2 separate regions of the Mus musculus genome follow, and region 1 is linked to region 2. A link is a loop called in an ENCODE intact Hi-C map of the cell type or tissue named here. Cell type or tissue: left cerebral cortex. All regions are shown on one strand. Region 1 holds the start of Rmnd5b (required for meiotic nuclear division 5 homolog B). Region 2 holds the start of 0610009B22Rik (RIKEN cDNA 0610009B22 gene).

Region 1 (4,000 bases), 54 kb before region 2:
AAAGGTCACCAATCACCTCTCTCTCTGAAATCCAGGCTGACCTTGAATTTACAAAGCTCCACCTGCTGAACTAAAGGCATGTGCTACGTCCCTGGTCACATCCACCATTTTATATGGCTTCCTGGGCTCCAGCTCAGGCCTCTTCTCACGGCTCTATCTTCCTTGTGCACCCTTCTTTTCTGCATCACAAATCTGATGTGTCGGTTCCACACACTTCCACATCCTCCTGACTGCTTCTTCAGATGTGTCTCAACTGGACTAGCAGCTAAACAAAGCCTGGAGACTGGTCTTGTCCCCTCCCTCCCTGCAGGACCTAGCCCATCACGGGGCTGAGTAGGCCTAACTGATTAAACAATACCTCCATTTCCTAGCCTTTGGCTAAGAAGGCCTGAATCAAAAGCTTCCAGTGGATAGAAAGAGATATGAAGGAAATGTTAAAACTTCACACTAGAGGGGCTGGAGAGATGGCTCGGTGTTTAAGGAGGACTTGCTGCTCTTGCAAATAGCCCAGATTCTGTTCTCAGCACCCACATGGCAGTCACAACTTCCTGTAAGTCCAGTTCTAGAGACCCTGAAGCCCTCTTCATCCACTGCATCTCGTGGTGCACAGACACACATGAAGGCAAAAGGTCCCCATACACCTAGAAATAAGAAGTTTAAAAAAAATATCTGTTGGGTGTGGTGACTCACACCTTTAATCCCAGAACTAAGGATGCAGAGGCAGGCAGATCTGTCTGACTTCAGACTGGCCTGGTCTACACAGTGAATTCCAAGACAGCCAAGGCTATGTAGAGAAATGCTGTCGTCATCGTCGTTGTCATCATCGTCATCATTATAAAAGAAAATAAATAAATCTGAGGTTGGGTATGGTGGTGCAGGACTTTAACCCACCCCACCCCCCAACACATGGGAGGCAGAAGCAGATGCATCTTTGTGAGTTCAAGGCCAGCCTGGTCTACTTAGAAAGCTCCAGGGCAGCCTAGGCTATAAGAGACCCTGTCTCAAAGACAACAAACAAACAAACAAAAGAAAAACAAAAGTTCTATCCAAACAAACTCCCTGGTGATGCTCACTCCAATGACTCTCCCCATCACTTGCCACACTCTACCACCACCAGCCTTTCTGTTCCAGGGTACATCCAGTTTATTTCTGCCTCTATCCTCTTCTCGGAACACTCTCTCACATCTTCCCATGGCTGGCTCCTTATCTAGGTCTCCACACACGTGTCATCTTTTCAAACCACAGTATCGAATGCCCTGTATTTTACACTCAAACAAATCATATCCCTACAAATACTAGAAAGTTTCACATTGTCACTTCTTCACCTAAAACTGAAAGGACAGGAAAGCCCACCATTTACCCTAGGGGCATGCCACGACCCCGACTTGACCCGCATAGTAGTGCAAAGACTGACAAACTCCTACTTATCCTCCCAGAGACCCTCCTGCAGTGCCCTGCCGGAACCCCGCCACCCACTGGCTGCTTACCTCTGACTCAGTCAGGTGCACTAGGACGGGACGTCGGAGTCCGGGCGACTCCACCAGCCCTTGGAGGGTGTGGCCGACGACTGCTCCAGGCTTTGGTCGGGGCGCCCCGCACCCCGGGACCGGGAGCCGGCAGGCTGTCACCTAGTCTTGCAGCTCAGCCCGCTTCCGGCGCCGCTGTCATCGGAACCGGAAGGCGCGGCGGTTGCCTCTCGGGTGGGTCCGGGCTCGCCCATGCGTGGTGTCGCGGAGCGTGGGGAGACAGTGTGTCTCGCCCGCGGCTTTGCAAGGAATGCCGAATGAATCGTTCGCCGGAGCCAGGCAACAGTTAGCGCCTGCGCAGTGCCGGGACGCCTGGCCTCTGCGATCCGGAGCAAACCTGGGTTTCCGCGCGTCAGAACCACCGACGGGTTGTCACGAGTTTCTACCGGAAGTATTAGCTGGCGCACCTGCCTAATCCGGGCCCCCAACCACAGTAAACTAGGTCTTAAATGTCCAGGCTGGGATAGGGGACACGGAGGCAGGACGAGCGCCGGGAGTTCCAGGCCAGTCTAGACTACAAAGCGACACTCTGGCTCAGAAAATAAACAAAGCTGGGTATTGTGGTACCCGCCTATAATCTTATAATTATAAGAAGATCAGAGATCCAGGGATACAAAGTGAGTTAGGCCAGCCTGAGCTACGACAGAGAGAGGGGGAGGACAGGGGGAGGGTTAAAGTACACGCAGGTCCCTTGGTCCACCCCCAGCACCCGAAAAATGAACATTTTAAGAGACCATTACATGTATGTGGTCCAGTGATTAAGTATTTCCTGCGATGCATTTTGAACTAGCAAATAATGTTAAAGGAAGAGTCTGAGGTAACAGGGAAAGTGCTTGCAAAACAAGTGTGAGGGGCTGAGTTGAGATCCCAGGTACTGTTAGAAAGCTGGCTCGCACCTACTGGCGCGGGCCTGTAATTGCAGGAGTGGGGTTAGCAGAGACTTAAGGATTCTTGTGTTTGCCTGCCAGCTAATGTAGCTAAAAAGCAGAGCTCTAGGATCAAGAGAATAAAGTGGAGAGTGTTGGAGCGAGACTCCCCAAATCCTTCTCTGGCCCTCACACACTTGTACAGGCAAGCACACCCACGTTCACATCACACACACACAATTTTTAAGAGTTCGGTTTTTGTTCTTACGGGCTCACCTAACCCTATGCATCCATAGCCCCCAGCCCAGCTGCTCTCTGTAAATAGCCCCTCTTTAGGGGCAAAATGAAATAGGGGTTGTATACATGCCCTAACTAAAAAGAATGAAGGAGCCGGGTGTAATGGCACACACTTTTAATTCCAGCACTGCGGAGGCAAAGGCAGGCAGATCTGAGTTTGAGACCAGGAAAAAAAAAAAAAAAAAGAAAAGAAAAGAAGAAAGAACCGGGCAGTGGTGGCACATGCCTGTAATCCTAGCACTTGGGAGGCAGAGACAGGCGGATTTTTTAGTTCGAGGCCAGCCTGGTCTACAGAGTGAATTCCAGGACAGCCAGGACTGCACAGAGAAACCCTGTCGAAAGAAAGAAAGAAAGAAAGAAAGAAAGAAAGAAAGAAAGAAAGAAAGAAAGAGAAAGAAAGAGAGAAAGAAAGAGAGAAAGAAAGAGAGAGAATCTTTTGAGAAAGGGTCTTTGATACCTACCCAGGACTGGCCTTGAACTCCTTACATCACGAAGGACCTCTTTCTACCTTCTGTGTACTGAGATTACAGGTGTGTGCACCATCACCTGGGGTCCTCCAGCAACTCATGCACTCCCCTCTCCCCGCCCCCGTTTTTTTCCTTTCTTTTTCTGGCTTTTCAAGACAGGATTTCTCTGTGTAGCCCTGGCTGTCCTGCAACTCACTCTGTAGACCAGGCTGGCCTCGAATTCAGAAATCTGCCTGCCTCTGCCTCCCAAGTGCTGGGATTAAAGGCGTGCGCCACCACGCCAGCTAGGCAGGGTTTTTTGTTTGTTTGTTTGTTTGTTTGTTTTTTGTTTTTATGAGTACACTGTTGATGTCTTCAGACACACCAGAAGAGGGCATCAGATCCCATTACAGATGGTTGTGAGCCACCATGTGGTTGCTGGAAATTGAACTCAGGACCTCTGGAAGAACAGTTGGTGCTCTTAACCGCTGAGCCACCTCTCCAGCCCCCAGCTTCTTTTTTACTGCAGGTTTTCCTACAGCCATTACATGCTCCTCTTTCCGCCTCCTCCACCTTGCACAATCTAGCTTTGTTTTCTTTACAGCCTTGGCTTGAAATCATGTGTTTATGTGTTGATTTTGCTTTCTTGCCCCTATCTCCGCCTCCCCAACTTTTAGAATAAAAGCTCCATTGGGCTCAGGACTTTGTCTTCATCGCTACTGGAACATAGTGAGCCACAGAGATGCTGGGAGCTGACCAACATTCTCTGCTTAATAAAAGAGGAAGCTGTGGCTCACAACCTGCTGAAACACAGCAGGGAAGAGGGCGGTGCAAAGAGGGAAGTTAGCCCGCAGGGGCATCGTGA
Region 2 (4,000 bases):
TTACACTGCCCCTCTTTAACTGTTTATTTCTGGTGCTGGGGACCAAATCCCAAACCTCCAGGTGCTAGGCAAGGGCTCTGCCCCTGAGCCACAAATCCCAAGGAAAACTCAAAGTACGCACCCACGAAAGTGACTGAACTGTATGTGCCCAGCCTCCCTGGACGGCCCCCACTTTCCCAGTCTCTAGCTCCCGACTTTTTGCTTTGGGCAGGGTCTTGCTGTCCTACAGCACTTGAGGCAATCCCTCCGGGCTCCTGAGCGCTGGGATCACAGGCGAGTGCGGGATTTTGACAACTATAAATACCTCACCTAAGCCGACTTCCCTCTAGTTCAGGGGCAGACAAGCTCAAAGAGGAAAGCAGGTCAGCCGGCCATCACACACACTCAACGTCCACCCCGCGGGGTAGCTCCGCCCACCGACTAGCCGAGACTGCTCACTGCGCATGCGTACATGTTCCCGCCTCTCCGGGAAGGACTGAGCGGCCTGCGCCGGCTGCCGACCTGACGCAAGTGACGGAAGACTGAGCATGCTCAGTAACGCGCTAAGCCCGTCCCCAGCCCCGGTCCGGCCGCCATCTTGGATCAGGGCAGCTCAGTCGACCGGGCATGCGCACATGCGTCTCTGAGCAAGGCTGCGCTAAGGGTTTTGTCCGCCATCTTGGGTCAAGGCCTCATGGGACGTCGGGGTCCCCGCGGGCCTCCTCTGGCTCTTAGAGCAATCCTTGCCTTCACCGCACGCGTACTTGCTTATGTTGTCACTGACGTTCGCCTGGAGGTGTAGAGACCGGAAGCCTGGCGGGAGATGTGGACCAGACTGCCAAGTGAGGCGGAGCTTTTAACTACAAGAATGCCAGAAAGCAAAATGGAGGTTGCAGCACCGGGCGCTTGTGTCCAGACGGTGCTGGCCGTATGCGTGGGCGGAAATGCGTAATGGGAGGGTGGTTTAGGGCGCAAATCACTGGTGTTAGGTGCTGTTAATCATCAAGGACTCTGCTCTTTCAAGTGTATGTCTGCATTGTTCACAGGTTTTCCTTATGTGTTTATTATAGTGAGACTTATCTAGCGTTGGCGTCCTGAATTCCTTCTTCCCTTAAACAGACATTTCGAAGCTACTTTGGCTAAAAATCATTGACTTCTCTCTGGGGCCACAGAGTGACTAAAGATAAAGTTTGGCATTTCTGTTTTCGTTTTGTGTTTGCTAGAAACATAAACAAAGCGAAGTAGCTCTACAAGGCACGTTCTATTTGTAAAAAAGGTGTTTCAGGATCAAAATCATGGTGTCTTTTCCCCAGTGGCTGGGGTCCGACCTTCATGCTTGGCTAGTTCTGAAAGAATAAGCTTAGAGGAATGGAGTTAAAGGTCTGTATTCCAGGCAGCAGGGAATTCAGGAGGGAGAAAGGATGCATGAGGTTTATAAACAAAACTTTACTAGGTGGAGAAGATGTTTGTTTGTTTGTTTGTTTGTTTGAGTGAAGCAGCTTTCTTTTATTGGCGGTAGTGAAGAAAATTTTTGGAATATTGGCCAATGGCAGACTACCTACCTACCTTTGATAGATAAATAACAAAACTGATTTCTTACATCTCCTTTGCTTTGGTCAGGTACCTGCCCACTTCTACATAAGCAGCATGTTTATCCATCCATTTCATCTCCCTTCAAAATTGAAGGCACAAAAAAGTCATTGTCCTAAACCTCTGGTCATCTTGATAGGAATGGGAGTTAGGGAGGAAGGGAATAAAAGTGTCTGCTACAAGAAGTCTCCAGTTATCATTTGAGCCGTAGAAATATGAACATGTTTGTTTTGTGTAGCAGCTCACAAATTTCCATTACTGAGGCTGACTGCTTTCCTGACTTCCAATTAAGGAAACTAAGTCAGTGTGTGCATATTTATGTGTTAGAACACTTTTTGGCTTTGTATACATGTGTAGAGGCCAGAAGTTAAAGTCGTGTGTCAACCTTATCACTCTTTGCTTTGCTTTTTGAGACAGTCTCCTGAGTAGCCTTGACTGGCTTTAAACTTATGCCTAGCTTGAGGATCTTACAGAACGTTCTAAAAATAAGTGTGTTTGAGATGCTCAGAAATAAGTGGATTATATGCATTAAAAACACATTGAGCTGGGTGGTGGTGGTACATGCCTTTAATCCCAGCACTCGAGGCAGACACAGTTGGATTTTGAGTTCAAGGCCACCTGACCTACAGAGTAAGTTCCAGAATAGCCAGGGCTACAGAGAGAAACCATCTTGAAAAAACAAAACAACATCAACAAAAATCTTGAGCAATATAAAACGTGAATTAAAAACATAAGGCTAGGGGCTGGTGAGATGGCTCAGTGGGTAAGAGCACCCGACTGCTCTTCCGAAGGTCTGGAGTTCAAATCCCAGCAACCACATGGTGGCTCACAACCATCCGTAATGAGATCTGGCGCCCTCTTCTGGAGTGTCTGAAGACAGCTACAGTGTACTTACATATAATAAATAAATAAATCTTTAAAAAAAAAAAAAAAAAACATAAGGCTATTAAAATCAATCTTGGAAATAGAAAATATATGGCCATACAAGTATAAAATCAAGAATAAAGTCCAGTTTAGGCAAAGACAAGAATGAAAGAAAACAGTGCTAAGTATGGTGGCTCATACCTTAAATCCCAGCACTCAGAAGGGAGAGGCGGGTGAGTCTCTGTGAGTTCAAAGCTAGCCTGGTCTACAAAGTGAGTTCCAGGCTAGCCAAGGCTACATAGTAAGACCCTGTTTTTCTTCTTTTTTTGTTTTTAAACTTTTTTTTAAAAAAGGTGTACTCACATGTATGTGAGTACACCTTTGCTGTCTTCAGACACATCAAAAGAGGGCATCAGATCCCATTACAGATGGTTGTGAGCCACCATTGCTGGGAATTGAACTCAGGACCTCTGCAAGAACAGTCAGTATTCTTCTTAACTGCTAAGCCATCTCTCCAGCCCAAGACCCTGTCTTAAAACAACAACAAGAGAAGAGAAGAGAAGAGAAGAGAAGAGAAGAGAAGAGAAGAGAAAAGGGTTGTAATAGAAACTCTGAGGGTAAAAGGGTTTGATAAGAGAAGCAAATACCTGTTGGGTTTTGTGGCAGAGGCTTGGAATCCCAGCACTCTGGTGGCAGAGGCATGAGTTTGAGGTCTACCTGGACTACATAAGTGAATTGTAAACCAGTCATTGTTGCAGAGAGCTATCTTGTTACTAATGGTTGGGATTGGGTACCTCCAGGTTCTCGGCATCTTGTCCAAATAATCGAAAAATAAGGTCTCACACAATTTTCAAAAGTAGTAAGATAGCTTCAGAGCAAAGCAGTAGCAGCGTTTAGAAAAGAATATGCTGTCAGGCCGGACAAGTGGTGTGCACTGCCCAATCCAAGTGGAGGTCAGGTTGCTTATCTATTCCTGTGCTTGCTTGCCTCAGCCATAGCTCTCAAAACAAGAAATTCCCCAAAACAGAAAAACTACTCGGAAAGAAGATGGCTAGGAACTTCCAGAATTAGAGAACAAGGATCTTCTAATTAGAGTATCACCTGAAGAAAAAGCAAGGTAAACAACAAGCCCAGAGAAATAACACTGTAGAGTATTAAGGATAAAAACCACCAAAGGCTAGGAGACAATCGGCAAACAATAGTTGGGCCTATAGGTTAGTCATCTTTTAAGGCACCAACGTTCAGAAAGCCATCCTGTCCAATCTGGAATCCAAACCTAGCTACCCTTGTGGAGCATCAAGCATTCAGTGTAAGGCTGAAGCTATGGTTTCACAGGGTAGAGTGTTTGCCTAGCTCAAGTGAAGGCCCCTTATGTACTTTTCCAGTACCGTATAAGTCAAGGTGCAGTGGGACACTCTTGTAATTCTAGTACTTAGGAGGTAAAGGCAGGAGGATCAGGTCACAGTTCTGTCCTTGGCTACATAGTCAGTGTGCAGCTAGATGAGGCTATAGGAGAGCTATCCCCAAAACAAACCCGTGTAGAGGCAGGAAGGCCACCAATCTAGAC

Evidence for each region. Peaks named below come from ENCODE experiments on the same cell type or tissue, not always from the same donor. Only the 100,000 strongest peaks of a DNase experiment are listed, where the experiment ranks them.
Region 1: it touches region 2 in a loop (2.8-fold over the local background); 11 of 42 quality-filtered maps call a loop at or near these places.

Annotation. Positions count from the first base shown.
Region 1 is chr11:51,634,103-51,638,102 of GRCm38, forward strand. Rmnd5b (required for meiotic nuclear division 5 homolog B) reads right to left here and starts at 1,794. Exons shown (of 10, transcript NM_025346.1): 1 at 1,488-1,794. In left cerebral cortex, CTCF peaks have their summits at 1,529, 2,419 and 3,524 (motif pointing right); DNase peaks (open chromatin) are centred at 1,780 and 2,434; H3K4me3 peaks cover 1,892 bases; H3K27ac peaks cover 2,117 bases.
Region 2 is chr11:51,688,239-51,692,238 of GRCm38, forward strand. 0610009B22Rik (RIKEN cDNA 0610009B22 gene) reads right to left here and starts at 396. Exons shown (of 2, transcript NM_025319.2): 1 at 310-396. In left cerebral cortex, a CTCF peak has its summit at 2,415 (motif pointing left); DNase peaks (open chromatin) are centred at 535 and 865; H3K4me3 peaks cover 1,590 bases; H3K27ac peaks cover 1,396 bases.